2 separate regions of the Homo sapiens genome follow, and region 1 is linked to region 2. A link is a loop called in an ENCODE intact Hi-C map of the cell type or tissue named here. Cell type or tissue: heart left ventricle. All regions are shown on one strand. Links, peaks and the distances in the headings refer to the core of each region. The heading gives the core; the rest is flanking DNA. Region 1 overlaps SDK2 (sidekick cell adhesion molecule 2). Region 2 overlaps SDK2 (sidekick cell adhesion molecule 2).

The links. Hi-C counts contacts between places; a loop is a spot of excess contacts. Peaks named below come from ENCODE experiments on the same cell type or tissue, not always from the same donor. Only the 100,000 strongest peaks of a DNase experiment are listed, where the experiment ranks them.
Region 1: it touches region 2 in a loop (5-fold over the local background); 2 of 110 quality-filtered maps call a loop at or near these places.

The regions. Positions count from the first base shown.
Region 1 is chr17:73,566,385-73,574,708 of GRCh38, reverse strand. All of the region lies in intron 1 of SDK2 (sidekick cell adhesion molecule 2), which reads left to right. Among named protein-coding and RNA genes, the nearest start is that of SDK2-AS1, 57 kb to the right of the region's middle. RefSeq lists enhancers at 6,709-7,297, 7,888-8,324. In heart left ventricle, for the core only: no CTCF peak of the experiment used is centred there; DNase peaks (open chromatin) are centred at 2,878 and 4,608.
Region 2 is chr17:73,503,461-73,511,784 of GRCh38, reverse strand. It overlaps SDK2 (sidekick cell adhesion molecule 2), which reads left to right. Exons shown (of 45, transcript NM_001144952.2): 2 at 4,188-4,347. Among named protein-coding and RNA genes, the nearest start is that of SDK2-AS1, 6.1 kb to the left of the region's middle. RefSeq lists enhancers at 22-891, 3,242-4,179, 5,117-6,054. In heart left ventricle, for the core only: no CTCF peak of the experiment used is centred there; a DNase peak (open chromatin) is centred at 3,612.

The DNA of each region.
Region 1 (8,324 bases), core at 32-8,031, 63 kb before region 2:
AAATGTTTAGGAAGGAAGCAAGGGCAAGGCATTTAGAGCTTGCCTTGGTTCCGAAGGGGAGGTAGAGGTGATGGTGTGCCCACAGAGGACCTTGTCTCCTGGCTGATAGCTGAGCCTGGTGGGGAGGGCTGGCCTTGAGGGAAAGATCCACCCCCATCTCCTGCACTCACACACAAGGTAGTCTCCTGAAGTTGCAGCTACTGGGAAAAAGGGAGAGAAAAAACTAATAAGGCTGATCAGCGAGGCGTGTATGTGTGCATGTGTGCTTGTGTGTGCACGTACACATGTGCATGCACGTGATGTCAGCTGTGATCAGGGTTGGATCTGATGTTCTTTTATAAACAAATTTAACCAAGGGGAACTGATCAATTAATCAACAATGGATTTAAAAGTATCCATTCATGTAACAAATACTTGTGTCACCTACCCCTAAATTAATAGATATTACATAAATATTCATGTGATAAATATTTATTGGTGTATTAGGCAATGTTCTAGGGGCTGAAGGGACAGGAGCCAAACAACACAGACAAAAGTCCTTGCCTTCATGGAGCTTCCATTCCTGAGGGTCGGGCAAACAGTGAGGAAATGCATAGATGTGGGCAGAGCTTCCATTCCTGAGGTCAGGCAGACAGTGAGGAAGCGCATAGATGTGAGCGGTAGTGTCAGGAAGGGACAGGGCCCACGAAGGCCAGGAAGAAGCCAGCAGGTCTGGGGAGTGGCACTGGAGTGGTCCTCATGGTCGGGGAGGTGACATTTGGAAGGGGGCAGAGACGGCGGAGCCCAGGGCCCCTGAGAGCAAGGCCCGGATAAAGGGCAGGGTTGGGCATGTGTGGAGAGGAGGCTGGAGCACAGGAGAGCCAGGGGCCCATCCACACAGGCCTTTGCAGGTTGCAGTCTGGACTCTGGATTTGACTGGGTGTGAGTGGCAGTCACTGGAGGCTTTGAGCCAGGTAGTGGCATGATCCAATTTATGCATTAAATCAATCCCTCTGGCTGCCATGTGGGGCTAAGGCTCAGGGAGCGGAGGGGAGCAGGCATGCCTGGGAGGAGGCTGTGGTCCAGGCCAGAGCTGGTGGTGGTGCTGCCCAGGGTGATGGCAACATGGGTGGTGAGCAGCAGTTAGATTCAAGGTGCGTTTGGCGGGTAGAGCCAGCAGGATGTGCCGAGCTGATGGACTGAATGACGACTCCAAGGTTTGGGGTCCTAGCAGCTGGGTGAAGGGTAGAGGTGACCATTCCTGAGATGGAGAAGCCTCTGGGGAACTGGGTTGGGAAGGGGGTGCAGAGTGACCTATCTACTGGCTGTGGGCCTGCTAGTGCCAGGTACCAGTGTCCTTTCCCTGGTGCAGCAGTGAGGCAGGAAGCTGATGGTTGGGTCCCCAGCCCACCACGCTGGAGCTCTGAGGCTCCTCACTCACCCTCCTTAGACTCATCATTGTCTCAACCCAAAGAGAGACCCGAGCCACCTCGTGCACCCACTTCCATTGCCCAACGACCGCCTGCTGGCCCAGAGTGTGTTCTCTGCAGAGTTTTGCTCAGACATTGGGAAGGTGTCTGGGGGTGCTGATTGTGAGGAAGTGGAGGATGGAGAGGCCCCATCCTATATGAGCAGGTCATCAGCCTCCAAGGAGGTGGTGTTGCCCCATAGTAGCAGGGCCATGGGGCAGTCACCCGTTCCTTCATGTGGCACACCTGCACTGGACACCTTGGCATGTGTTGACACTAGACACCTGTGCTCTGCTTCCTGGTCCAGGAAGAAAGAGATAAGAAGGCGCCATTACAAGTGAGCATGCTGGGTGTTTGACGGCGCTGGGAGGCTCCCCGGGAGGAAGTATCTCAGATGAAAGATAAAGGACAAGTAGATACTGACCAGATTGGGGTGGAGGAGTAGATGGAAGACACATCAGTCATGAGGGCTGAGGACACAGAAGGGGTCAATGATAGGAAGATGTTGATGCCCCTTCTCCAGCAAGCTGAGCATCATATGCTTAGACCATTCATTCATTCAGTCAGTCAGTCAATCTTTATGGACTGCCTGCTGTGTGCCTAGCACTGGGCTCATGCTGGAGATGAGACAAAAACAGACATGGTCTTCCTCCCTACAGAGCTCAGGGAATAGGAAGGCGATAAGCAAATAACTACACAAATAGAAATATCACTGGAAAATGTAGGGGTATGCTAAGAAGGTGAAGAGCTGGGTGATAAGAGGGAGGCTGGCATGAGAGGAAGGGAGGGCAGGGCTGGGGACAGGGTGCCATCAGGATGTGGGGGTGGATGGGAGCTGGCTAGGAAGAGGGGTCGGAGCGCTCCAGGCACAGAAAACAGTGCGTGGTGCAGGCCAGTGGTTACTAAACTGTGTCTGCAGACCCCAGAATTCTACAGGGATAACTGAGCCCTCACGGCAGGTAGGGGATAGGACAAAGTGGGGAGGGAGGGAAACAGCAAAACAGACAGGCTGTGGACCCCACCCTCACCCCCACTTAGATGAGGACAACCACCCTTACCTCTGTTATATCTCTTGGGACCCTCAACAGGATTTTGTGGGGACCGAATCTAAAACCATTTGGACAGCTCTGATTTGGTAGAAGACAACACCTGCACTGAATGCCGAGGTCTTGTCCGCCTGCAGTTTAGGCCCCAGAACTGTCCATCTTTCCCAGGCACATCCCCATCATAGGGAGGAGGGGAGTCTCTGTGGGCACCCGCCTGGCCCGGCATGCCCAGGGTGCTGGCCCACCCAGGGGAGCTGGCCCCGCGGGCGCTCCTCCTTCCCCGTGGGCCGTGAGGTTGGCCATGGAAAGCCCGGCATGTGTTGTCAAGGGGGCACCTGGGGCTCTGCCTGTCCTGTCCCTGGGCCCCTGCAGGCTGGGAAATGCCCAGGGAGGAGAGAGCCCCTGTGGAGGGTCAGACCCCGGTCAGAGAGGGCAGGGGAGGGCAGGGCGCTGGCCGGGCCCCAGCCGGGCTCACCTTTCCTGGAAGGCAGGCCGGGCGGGAAACGGTGTTTCCAGTAAGAAGGCGTAGCCCCCGCTGGGCACATGCCCCACACCCGAGGAGGAGAGCTCTCGGAGCTCCTCGGCCCTAATGAGTGCTGTGGAGAGCTGTTTACAGCTAAGTGAGCTGTAATGGCTTTCTGCGGTCATTAGGCACAGGCTGCTTAGAGCGCCCGGGGGGCCACCGGGCTGGACTCCCACATGTTCCCCCCAGGACCCAGATCGATGGGCTCAGGGTTGGGCCTGGGTGGGCCACCGAGCTCCCTGAGTGACCCAGAGTGTCCTGTGGGCATTGGAAAGGGCAGGGAACTTGACTATCTACTGGCTGTGGGGTTGCTAGTACTGAATATCAGTGTCTTCGCCCTGGTGCCTCAGTGAGGCAGGAAGCCGGTGGTTGGGTCCACAGCCCACCATGCCTGGGGCTCAGGGGGCTCCTCTGTCACCCTCCTTAGCCTCTTCATTGCCTTGACAGAAAGAGACCCGAGCTGGGCATGGTGGCTCACGCCTGTAATCCCAGTTACTCGGGAAGCTGAGGCTGGAGAATCGCTTGAACCTGGGAGGCGGAGATTACAGTGAGCCGAGATCGCACCACTGCACTCCTTCCAGCCTCAGTGACAGATCAAGACTCCATCTCAAAAAAAAAAAACCCGAGCCACCTCCTGCAGCCACTTCCCAGCAAACTCCTGCTGGCCCAGAGTTCGTTCTCTGGAGTTTCACCCAGGCATTGGGAAGGTCCCAGCAGCCACTCAGGACCAGACCAGGGCTCACAATAGTCACCCTTGACCCCAGGCTGTGGGCTGAGGAGGAATAGGGGAGCAGAGACCCTAAAGGGGGCACAGAGCATGTGAGGTCAGCCATGTCCCTGCAGGCCTGGGAGGAGCATTTCGGGCTAAACTCAGTTCAGTCCAGTGAGGGGCAGGAAGAACACAGGAATGGGTAGAAGAGGGCCCCTCCAAAGGGCTCCGGTGTTAGAGACTGACCTGGCTTTGATATGAGTTCTGCCACGGGCAAGGACTTGATCTTCTCTGAGCCTCAGCCTTCCCATCTGTAAAACAGAGCTAAAGCAGTGCCCTTTGTGGGTGGCTGCGAGATGGCGGTGAGCTGATGGTGGTGTTCAGTGCCTCACGGGTAGTCAGCGCTCAGTGGAAGGTGGCAACATCACCACCATCAGCCTCACCATCACCATCACCGCCATCATCACAAGAGGGGTGCTGGGTGGGTCCCCCTCTTTTTGATTTTTGGGCTAATCTAGTGGCAAATGGCAAAGCGGCACCAACTGCTCACCCAGCCAGCAGTGGGAGCCACCTCACCCACCCTCACATGCACCTGGAGGCTCTTTATTGAGCATATGCTCTGCTGCGATTTGAGAAAACAGAGCCAGGAGCTCACAGAACCTATGGGTTGTGTGGTTTCTGGACCCGGTGTAGACGGGGTCTACCACTCCTATGGGGTGGTAGGAGATGCATGTTGAGGCCGGGCTGTGCTTAGGAGGCAGGGGTGTAAACAGGGAGGGGAGGTAGCAAGGCTGGGCCCCTGGGGTGGTCGCCCTGTGTCCACCAAGCTCAGCAGTCCCAGTCTCTCCCCAAGAGGGGCTCTGGGGGGCCGTCCCGAGGGGCTCTGGGGAGAGTCATGGGGCCGCCTGACTCTCTTCCTTCCCCAGCCGAAGCCTGAAAGAGTTAGAGCGCTGAGGTCCTGCTCCTCATCCTTCACCCAGAGTAAGTGTCCCGTGTCCATGGCTGCAGCCTCCCGTAACTCAGGACCTGCTGCAGAGAGGCTCCTCGGCCGCTTTTATCACCCCCATATCTTCTGGACCTGAGAGTGGTGACAGCCGTGTAGCTCCTAGAGATCAGGAAAAGACAAGGAAGGAAGGGTACAGGCTTACAGATCAAGGCTCGGAGCTCCGTTCTGAGGACCTTTGCGGGGGTTCTCATCGCCCATCTACCAATGTGAGTGGGATTGACCCAGTTTTCTTTTCTCGTCTGATCTTTCCCAGAGTGCAGCATAGTGTACAACAGTGACTTTCAATCCACATCAGACCTTAAAATCACACAGAGGGGCTGAAAAAAAAAAATTCCAATGCCTGGATGCAGCCCTGACTAATTCTGATTTAATTCGTTGGGGGTGGGGATTGCTTTTGAAAGCAATCCCCACCCCCATCCCTCACCACGTGATTCCAATGTGCTGCAAGGGTTAATAGGCACGAATACAAAATAACATGGGGCCCAGCACGGTGCCTCACGCCTGTAATCCCAGCACTTTGGGAGGCCCAGGTGGGCAGATCACCTAAGGTCAGGAGTTTGAGACCAGCCCAGCCAACAAGGTGAAACCCCGTCTCTACTAAAAATACAAAAATTAGCTGGGTGTGGTGGCGTGCGCCCGTAATCCCAGCTACTCAGGAGGCTGAGGCAGGAGAATCACTTGAACCTGGGAGGCGGAGGTTGCAATGAGCTGAGATGACGCCATTGCCCTCCAGCCTGGGCGACAGAGTGAGACTCCATCTCAAAAAAAAAAAAAAAAGAAAAGAAAGAAAGAAAGAACATGGGCTTTGGAACTAGGCTTTCAACCCCAGCTCTATCTCTTACTACTAGCTGTGTGATCTTAGGTGAGTTACTCAACATCTCTGAGCCTTAGTGCTGATTTTGGTTTTTAAAAAATTAATAATAAAACAACTTGGAGACAGCAGTTCCTGGTTCTTGTGGTTACTATGAGTGTAAATTAAGAAAATATACACAAAGGCCATTAGCACATAATAGGTGCTTTTTCAACCTTTGCCCCCTGTGTGCACTTTTTAGGGAGACGATGGCAATATTGTCATGTGATGTATCACAAAAGTACATGAAGCCTGCAGAGAGGTGGGCCCTGCTGTCCAGCGGTTTGAAGATAAAGCATGTTCCTTCCTTCTGCAGTCGCCTGTTTAACGACTCTTCTCCTTGTATTTATCCTGCTTGGGGTTCATTGAGCCTCTTGAATCTTCAATTTGTCTTTCTCCAAATTTGGGGAATTTTCAGCCCTTATTCCTTTAACTACTTTTTATGCATTCATTCACTCCTGACTCTTCCTAGACTTCATGTATAATATATGTTAGACCTTCATCTCCAGTCTGAGGCTCTGGGCTTTTTTTAAAGTCTTCTTTTCTGCTGGTTCTTCAGGGTGGGTATTTTTTATTGATCTATTTTCACATTCATTGACTCTTCTGTTCTCATCAATCTGCTGTTAAATCTATCCAATAAATTTTTAATTTCAGATCTTGTATTCAGCTTGTATTAGTCCATTTTGCATTGTTATAAAGGAATACCTGAGGCTGGATAATGTATAAAGAAGAGACGTGTATTTGGCTCACGGTTCTATAGGCTGTACAGGAAGCATGGCACTAGCATCTTTCTAGCGAGGGGCTCAAGAAGCTTCCACTCACTGGCAGAAAGAAAAGAGGGAGCAGTTGTGTCACATAGAGAAAAAGAGAGATAGAGGGTGCAAGAGAGAGGGGGAGAAGGTGCCAGCCTCCTTTAAACAACCAGCTCTCTTGTGAACTAACAGAGCGAGAATTCACCCATTACCGTGGGAAGGGCACCAAGGGATCTGCCTCCCAACACAAACATCTCCCCCAGGCCCCATTTCTAACATTTAGGATCCGGTTTCCACATGAGATTTGGAGGGGACACATATCCAAACCATATCATTCCACTCCTGGCCTCCTAAATTTCATGTCATTTTTACATTGTAAAATATAATCATTTTTTTCCAATAGTCCTTGAAAGTCTAAACTCATTTGAGTATCAACTCAAAAAGTTTAAAGTCTCATTTGAGACTCAAGGCAAGTTGTTTTAAATTTATGAATGTGTAAAAGCAAAACCAAGTGATTTACTTTCAAGATACAATGGTGGTACAGGCATGAGGTAAACATTTTCATTTCAAAAGGGAGAAATCAACCAAAAGAAAGAAATGACAGACCCTACCCAAGTCCGAAACCCAGCAGGGCAGGTGTTAAACCTTAAAGCTCTGAAATAATCTCTCTTGACTCCATGTCCCACATCCTGGGCACACTGGTGTGAGGGTTGGGCTCCCAAGGCCTGGGCAGCTCCACCCCTCTGGCTTTGTAAGGCACAGCCCCCCTGGCTGTTTTTAACGGGTTGGAGTCTGGTGCCTGTTCATGTTGAGGTTGTAAGCTGTTGGTGGCTGTACCACGCTGAGGTCTGGAGGCTGGTAGCCCCATTTCCACAGCTTCACCAGGCAGTGTCCCGGTGAGGACCCTGTGGGAGCTTCAACCCCACGTTTTTGCTTGACACTGCCCTAGCAGAGGCCTTCTGTGGGGGCTCCGCCCCGTGGCAGGCCTTGTCTGGGCACCCAAGTTTTTTAATACATCTTCTGAAATCTAGGAGGAAGCTGCCAAGCCTCTTTCACTTTTGTATTCTGTGTGCCTGCAGGCTTCACCATGTGGAAGCTGCCAAGTCTTATGGCGTATGCCCTCTGAAGTGGAGCCCTGAATGGTACCTGGGGTTCTTTGAGCCCTGGCTGGAGCTGAAGCAGCCAGGGATGCAGGGAGCAGCCTCCTGGGGCCGCAGAGGGCAGCAGGGATCCAGGCCTGGCCCCTAAAACCATTTTTTAGGCCTCTGGGCCTGTCATGGAAGGGATTTTCCCCAAAGACCTTCCAAATGTCTTCCAGGTCTTTTTTTTTCCAGTGTCTTTGTTATTCGTGCTTGACTCCCGTTTAGTCATGTAAATTTATCTAGCAGGAGGTTATCTTACAAGTGCCTTGGGTTTCTCACTGGAAAGGCACTTTTGTTCTCTACCTCATGGCCAAGCTGGAAATTTTCTAAGTTTTTACACTCTGCTTTTTTTTTTTTTTTAATTATAAGTGTTAAATTTAAGTCGTTTTTTTGTTCTCATATCTAGTCGTAGGAAGTTAGAAGCACCCAGGCCACATTTTGAGTGCTTTGTCGTTTAGAAATTTCTTTTGCCAGATATCTTGGGTTATTACTTGTAAGTGGTGTCTCTCATAAAGCCCTAAGCCATAGACACAGTGTAGCCCAGATTTTTATTAAGGCATAACCAGGGTGATCTTCACTCCAGTTTTTAATAAGTGTTTGTTTTCCTCTGAAACCTCATCAGCCTGGGCTTTGCTATCTATATTTCTATCAGGACTTTGGTTACAACCATTTAACTAGTCGCTAAGAAGTTCTAAACTTTATGTCATGTTTTTGTCTATTTTTGAACCCACCAAACTCTTTCAACCTTTGTTCATTACCTAATTTCAAAGCTGTTTCAACATTTTCAAGTATCTTTATAGCAACACTCCACTCTCAGTACCAGTTTTCTGTACTTGTCTGTTTGCATT
Region 2 (8,324 bases), core at 273-8,272:
TTCAGACGAGGCAGGTCCTGGAGGAAAATCAGCTGTCACTGCTCAGAGTCCTAGGTAGGGCGTCCCTCCCAGGATCCCTGTATCCAGGGGGCAGGTTGACTTTCGGGAGGGGGTGACTTCACCGCAGGAGCTTGGGGAGAGGAACCTTGTGAGGACCACAGGAGGCGAGGGATGTGGAGCCCCCAGCCCAGGGCCTGGTACCCAGCAGGCTCTCAGGGAAAGGCCTCCCCTTCCCTCTCCTCCTCCCCAGAGTCATTATCTCCAGCAGCCTCTGGAGTCAACCCATCCAAGCAAAAGTCATTCTGCTGCAGGCTGGCACCCCCGGGAGGGCTTGAAGAATGAACTGGCAAACGCGGACCTGGGAGGAAATTGCCCAGTGAGCAGGTTTACAGAGGCGAGGGCGTCTGGGCGCAGAGCGTGTGCGTGCTCGCGCGTGTGTGTGTGCTCACACATATGCACATGTGTGCATGCAGATACACACACTGCCCAGCCCCTCTGACTGTTCTGGCTCTGAGTCAGCCCCACATGGAAGGGATTTAATCACCCAGGGGCTGGATCGTTATTGTTTTAAAACAAACGAGTGATGACAGCAATGAACAGAGGGTTTTTAAAAGCGCGATTCAAAGGGCTCTTGAAAGCTGCTGGAGAATATGAATGCGCCTTTGAAGTAAGAATGTGCCCATTTGTTAAGCTGAGAGCAGAGCTGGCTGCTGCCAGCCGGGCGGCGGGCAGTGGGTCCTTTTCCTTGGCAAATGGGTGCCCATCAGCCTCTCCATCCTCCCTAGCACCTGGCCAGAGGTGGCCTAAGACCCTGGAGGCACAAGTGCCCCTGGAAGGGACCAGCAGTGGTAGTCACACCTCCAAGTCCACACTCAGAAAGAAGCATCTTCTCAACTGTTTTTAAGACGCTGCGTTCACCTGACGCTTGTTAAGAGCAATGGAAAGATGTGCATGAATGAGCAGGGAGAGATGCATGATTGAAACATTAGCAAGCCGGGCATGGTGGCTCAGGCGTCTAATCCCAGCAGTTTGGGAGGCTGAGGCAGGCAGATCATTTGAGGTCAGGAGTTCAAGACCAGCCTGGCCAGCATGGTGAAACCCCATCTCTACTAAAAATACAAAAGTTAGCTGGTGGTGCACGCCTGTGATCTCAGCTACTCAGGAGGCTGAGGTGGAGGGATCACCTGCGCCCCAGAGGTCGAGGCTGCGGTGAGCCAACATTATGCTACTGCACTGCAGCCTAGGCAACCGACCGAGACCCTGTCTCCAAAACAAAATGAAACATCAGCAGTCAGACAGACGTAGAGGGAGCAGTCGAAGGCAGCCTCTGGGCAGCAGCTGCCCTCTGAGCCACCCTGAGGCCACCCTCAGGTTTGCCCCTCTGGTGGTCCCCACAGTGAGGGTTAGTAGCAGCCAGGGTGGGAGTTCAAGGAAAAGCCTCCCAACCTGCCGCAGGTTATATATTAATAAGATTGAGCCCTCAGGCCTGTGGGGTGCAAGGTTTGGGGGTGCTGTGCAGCAGGGCCAGCTGACTTGGGCCCCACATGTATATGATGGCTTCTGTTAAGTTGTGAATCTCTACCTGAACCCAGTGAGGCCTGGAAACAAGGGCTGAACCTGACCAAAGACCAGGATGTCCAGTACTGGGCAGATCTGATGGTGAGAGGATAGACCTGGGTCCTGGGCTCTGGGCCTTCCTTATGCTCCAGCCTGGGGTGCAGGAGAAGGCCCGCTGCACCCAGCCACAGCCAGCTACCACCTGGGTCCACTCCCTTCCAGCTGCAAACTGCCCCCTCCCTAGCCCCTTCCTCTTCTTCGGTTGGTTTGTTCCATTTCTCTTTTACTTTTTCTTTCTTTCCTTCTTTTTTTTTTTTTTTTTTTTGTAGAGATGGAGTCTTGCTCTGTTGCTCAGGCTGGAGTGCAGTGGCACGATCTCGGCTCACTGCAACCTCCGCCTCCTGAGTTTAAGCGATTCTCCTGCCTCAGCCTCCCAAGTAGCTAGGACAACAGGTGCCTGCCACCATGCCCAGCTAATTTCTTTTGTATTTTCGTAGAGATGGGATTTCACCATATTGCCCAGGCACCGTGTTACTCCTGATCTCAGGCAATCCACCTGCCTCAGCCTCCCAACTTTCCTTCTTTTTTTTTTTTTTTTTTGGTGAAGAGGGGGTCTCACCATGTCGCCCAATCTGGTATTGAACTCCTGGCCTCAAGCGATCCTCCCACCTCGGCCTCCCAAAGCACTGGGCTTACAGGCATGAGCCACCATGGCCAGCCTGGTTTGTTCCATTTCTTAAGCCAAAAGAAGGCTGTCTGGTGTTTTCCACCTTCCAGGCTCACAGGGTAAAGTTAGCTGTCTGACCAAGATGGGCCTGGGGCATCAGCCAGCACTGAGGGTGGTGGAGCCCCTTCCCTGGAGGGGACACCGTACTTTAGGGTTCAGGAAGGAAATGAACATTGGCAGAACATGTACTCTGGGCCGGGCACAGAGCCAGCATTTTCACCATCACTATTTCCTTCCATCCTTAGACGTGAAGGTAGCTATTTCTTTTCCTGTGTCCACTGATAGAGAAATAGAGACTCAGATAAAGGAACGCTTGTCCACCGCACGCCGCTGGGAAGCGGTGGAGTGAACGTAGACAAGTCCGTAGATGACAGACCCCCCACCACTGGCCTGAAGGTCGGGGTGCCCAGGGCCTACCCTGACAGCAGCAGCCTGCACAGCTTTAATTACATCCCACCCCTCTGGGCACAGTGTGGTCACTGGAAGGTGCATGGAGTTGGGCTGGCAAGCCTGGACTCCTCCCCGCCGGCTGCTGCCTCAAGCCCGTGGCACATAGTAGGTGCTCACTAGGTGAGCTGTTGAGTGGTGCTTTCTAGAACCCACTCCCTCGAATCTGTCAAATGCAAGGCTCATTGGCACAAGCTCTGGGCATCTGCAGGTTCTTCCCTGATATCTGTCCTCTCCTCCCACCCGGGTTTTGGCTTCACGGAGGGAGGTGTGGGCTCAAGTGCTCCAGCTCTGAAGCTGTCTGTGGGGCTGAGCACCTCCCGCCCAGTTGTGTGACCTTGGGCAGGTTTCTAACCCCTCGAGGCCTTGGTGTCCCCTCTCCAAAATGTAGATTGTAATCCTGTCTAGTCATGAGGTTGCTGTGAAGATTAGACGAGCATATGGTAGAGCCCCTAGAACAGCCCGGAACAGAGCAGGTGCTGTCATCTTTGTGGATATTGTTACCAGATGCTGGCTCCTGCCGCCCGGCCCCACCCTATCCACAAAAAGGCAGGTATCTCCTTGACGGATTAGAGCCCCTCCCCTTCCCTCCGTCTCTCCCATTGTTCCATCAGTTCCCTTGTGTACACTCATGTCCACCCTCTCCCACACTGGCCAGAAGGGCAGAGGCCCCATTTCCATCCAGATCAGCCAGCTGAGCAGTCTTGTGAAGTCTGGGGCGAAATTCACGGTCTCTGTCGAGAGAACCGTGGCGGGGCAGGGAGGTCTGCGAGGCTGAGTCAGCTCAGAGGATAAGGGTGACTGCAGAGAGGGGGAAGCAGCTGTTCTGCTCTTCACCCATCATCTGGGCAACCAGGCGGCCAGCCTAGAGTGAACGGGGAGGTAGAGGCAGGCTGGCTCCAGGACCCAGGATGGAAGAAACAGGCAGCTGGTGGCCATGGGGCCCTGCTGGATGGACTCTGTGATTGACACTTTGAGGGCTTCCCCCAGCCTTGGGGAGCAGGACTCAGGAGACCCTTTACCCCCTACAGTTGTCAATCTGCCTCCCTATTCTCCTTGTGACATTGATATTCCCTTTGGCTGGGCCACAGAAAGTGCCCCTCTTGCCTCCTGCCCTGGAGGGGGAACCCATGAGCAGAGTGGATGGAGTGGATGTGTATGCTGAGAGGGAAGTGACAGAAGATGCTGGAGTGTGGGCTGGCAGCAGGGCAATAGCCCAGCGTGGTCTGGGGAGGAAGGAGGCAGGGCTCTGGTTGGCAGATGTCGGTGACTCCCGCTGAAGACCAAGCCTTGGAGTCAGACTGACCCAGGTTCAAGTCCCTCCCAGCCACGGGACCTTGGGCAAATTACCTGGCTGCACCTGCTCCATCTGCCTAAGGGCCTTAGGATACTAAACGCACCAGGTCACATAGGTGAGCAAGTGATCACTGGTGGCTTTGTCTCCCTGTTTCTGCAGATGATGTGTCCCCGTATTTCAAGACAGAGCCTGTGCGGACACAGGTGCACTTGGAAGGAAACCGCCTGGTGCTTACATGCATGGCCGAGGGCAGCTGGCCACTGGAGTTCAAGTGGCTCCACAACAACAGGGAGCTGACCAAGTTCTCCCTGGAATACAGGTAAACTGCCCCTCCCCGCCCTTCCTCCTGGCTGCCAGGACCACTGCCCTGCTTTGAAGAGGGCATGGTGAGGAGGGGGTTTGTGTGACAGTGTGGGGCTCAGGGCTCCTAGAGCCTGGAGTTCTGGAAGTGAGTGGCAAAGGCAGCCCTGCCCCAAGGTGAGATGGCTCCACCCTACTGATCCCTGCAGAGGATGGCTGGGTTGTGGACCAGGGGCCAGCGCTGCCTGGACAGGATGGTCTGTACCACAGTGCATAGGAGCAGAGGTGGTGTTGGGCACAGGGACTCACTAACAGCAGCTGTGGCTGTGGCTGTGACTGTGGCCCCCTGCTCACTCTCTCGAACACTGCCATCTCCAGGGGACTCTTGTTGTGGGGCCTGGGTCCAATGGAGGGGTGGGCTCTGCAGCAACCTGGGATCAGTGAAGGAGGGGACATCTTCTATCTATGGGAAATTCAGGTGGGACACAGAGATGGCCCTCTCAGGGCCTCTTGAGCTTATCTTCACTTCCTATCTGTGCCCGTGCCATGGAGCTCTTGGGCCTGACTGGCCTTTCCCTGCCGGGACATTGCCAGGTGGGGAGAAGGAAGAGCAGGGAAAGAGAATAGGGTCTCAGCAAGGGTGGATCTGCTGCCAGCAGGGAAGCAGCCCCTCACCCAGGCCACCCTGGCCTCCAGCCTTTCCTCGCAGCCACAGACTGGGGCAGGCACTCCCTCCTTTCTGCTCTTATCCTCCCACCTCCGCCTGTTTTATTGGCTCCAACCCTGTGGCTGGTGATTAATCCCAGGGCCTGATGTGCATAATCGGTTTTGTTGGGGAAACAAGATTGTCTTGCCCTGGGGATGTTGACACAAATCTGCTGCCAGGGACAGGTATGCAAATAAGAGGAGGGGGTATCATTGCTTGATCTGTCCTTCTGGAGAACCAGCCTTTCCTTTAGGGAGTGCGGAGGCCAGAGTTTGGAGTGACTCCCCACCCCAGTCTTTCTGCCTTAACCCTGGACTGCATGGGCTGGTGTAGTGTGGCCACATTGGCAAAAGAAAGCCCAGGACAGGGCACCCCCTCCCCTCCTGCAGAGGGGAGAGCTGGATGAGCAAGCAAGAGGTCCTGCAGGGCTGGCCACTCTGGGCCTCCGGTTCTCCAGGAAGCCCACAAGGAGATCAGAAAGCTCTCCCTGAGCAGCCCCTTCTGTGGTTTTCAGTTGGGGGCCAGAGCCTCTCCTGGCCACCACCTGGCACACCCAGGAAGTTGTGACCGTCTCTGTGAAGGGCCCCTGCATCATCTTAGACTTTGGACACGCTCAAGTGGGTGACCAAGAGCATGGGATGGCATACCACACGTGCAAGTAGTGCCGGGCCTAGCCTGCCCCTGACTTCTTCCGGCTGGGAGCCGGAGGCAGGATCCAGGAGGAGGGGAGGAGGAGAGTTGGTTCCTTATCTGGTTCAGAGCTGCTCTTCTGGGGCCCTGGCACTGCTAGGATGCAAGGGCGGGTGGTACACAGAAGCAGGTTCCAGCTCAGTGGAAGGACCATGTGGAATGGCCTGCCTTTGAAAACAGTCAGCCCTTGTCCCTGCAGGCATTCAGGGAGTGGACAGGGTCCAGCTATTGGTGGTGATGATGATGATGATGAGGTCCAGCTATTGATGATGATGAGGTCCAGCTATTGACGATGATGAGGTCCAGCTATTGATGCTGATGAGGTCCAGCTATTGACGATGATGAGGTCCAGCTATTGATGATGATGATGATGAGGTCCAGCTATTGACGATGATGAGGTCCAGCTATTGATGATGATGATGATGAGGTCCAGCTATTGATGATGATGAGGTCCAGCTATTGACGATGATGAGGTCCAGCTATTGATGATGATGATGATGAGGTCCAGCTATTGACGATGATGAGGTCCAGCTATTGACGATGATGAGGTCCAGCTATTGAGGATGATGATGATGATGATGACAATAACAATGATGATAGCAATCATAGACAATGAAAAAGAATTTCTTATATGGCAGACATTGTGATGTCCCTCTGCGATTATCTCATTTAATCCTGCCCACAATCCTATGAGTAGTTTCAGTTATTTCCCCCCATTTTACAGATAAACACACTGAAGCTCAGAGAAGTTAAAGACATCACCTAAAGTCAGATGGTTGAGTTGGGCTTCAAAAATAAGTTGTCTGACAGCAGAGTGGGAATTTGTTACCATCCACCACACTGCCTCTCATTGAAGAAGGATTGCTGCAATTGCTTCCTTAATGTGTATCCTAAGCAATCTTTCGGCTAACTGCTCTGCAAATTCTAGAAAACAAAGCAATCGGGAGAATGCAGATACTCCATTTTATAGCTATGTTGGGTGGAAGTTATTCAAGGGAAATAGATGAGCGCGCACTTGGGAAACTCATTCCTTTACCTCCTCGCCCCTAAGAGTGTTGGATCTGGTGGCCTGGGGGCAACGGTGTGCCTGAATGCAGGTCCAATCAGGATTTTCCTTCAATTAAAAACTTGCTGTGCCCCTGAGGCAAGGTCTGCACTCCTTAGAAGGGCCTTAGAACTCTTCCTGATCTGCTCCTGCTGGCATAGTCTCACCTCCTGCCACCCCCGCTAGACCATCAAGGGTCTCAGGACAGTTCCCTGCAAATTCCCTCTTCTCGGACTTTGTCCAAACTGTCCTATCCCCTCCACGGGAATATTTCCCCTTTTGAAAACTTTTTTTTCTCCTGCAGGGCCCAGCTCAAATTCCTTCTCTTTTAGAAAACCTTTCCTGATAATGCATGTATTCTTTTTTTTTTTTTTTTTTTTTTTTGAGACAGAGTCTTGCTCTGTCCCCCAGGCTGGAGTGCAGTGGCACAATCTCGGCTCACAGCAAGCTCTGCCTCCCCGGTTCACGCCATTCTCCTGCCTCAGCCTCCCAAGTAGCTGGGACTACAGGCGCCCGACACCATGCCCAGCTAATTTTTCGTATTTTTTTTTTAGTAGAAACGGGGTTTCACCGTGTTAGCCAGGATGGTCTCGATCTGCTGACCTCGTGATCTGCCCATCTCAGCCTCCCAAAGTGCTGGAATTACAGGCGTGAGCCACCGCGCCTAGCCAATAATGCATGTATTCTTAATTTCTCTCTCTCTCTCTCTTTCCCTCTCTCTTTCTTTCCCTCTCTCTCTCTCTCTCTTTCACACACACACACACACACACACACACACTTTCTCTCTCTCTCTCTCTCTCACACACACACACACACACACACGCACGCACTGCTCCATCTCCTCTGTCCTTTGTGACTGTCCAGAAAGTATGGCCTTACATATCCCCTGACACCTTTTTTGCCTTCTCATTATTTACAGAGGAGACCACAAGTGCACCACAGAACCGAAGTCAGAGCTTCCAGAACCTTGGCAGTTCCTGGAACCTCAGGACTTAGACCAAGAGCTTGATATTGCCAGGCCCTCTTTCCTCCAAGTCGCTCAGCTGTGCCCACCTCTGGGTTCATACTTCATGAGTCATGAGTGACACTGAGAAGTTCAGGGCTCACAAGCTATAGCTGCCTGATTTCTGAGTAGAAAGAACTTTTCTGGAAGTTTCACTTAGAAAGTCCCAGGGAAGGATTCTGATTGGCCCAGCTCAGACCATCCCTGACCAGTCGTGGTGGGCAACAGCATGGAGCACCCTGATTGGCCAGGCCTGCATCATGTGCCTACTCCAGGGCTTGAGACATCAGGATTGGCAGCCCTCACACTACAGCCACGTGGTAGGGAAGAAGGGTGAAAGTTGTTAACATAAGAAGGGAAAAGAGTGGTGGTTAGATGGAAGCCACCTGTGTCCCTGGCTCATAGCAGGTGCTTCTTTCTTCTCTCTTTTAATTTTGATTTTTTTCAAATCTTAGTAAAATCGTTAGTACTGTAAACACCTGCATACATGTACCATCACAATTGCTAACATTTTGCTCATTTGTGCTCTCTTACTGTCTCCCTACACACGTA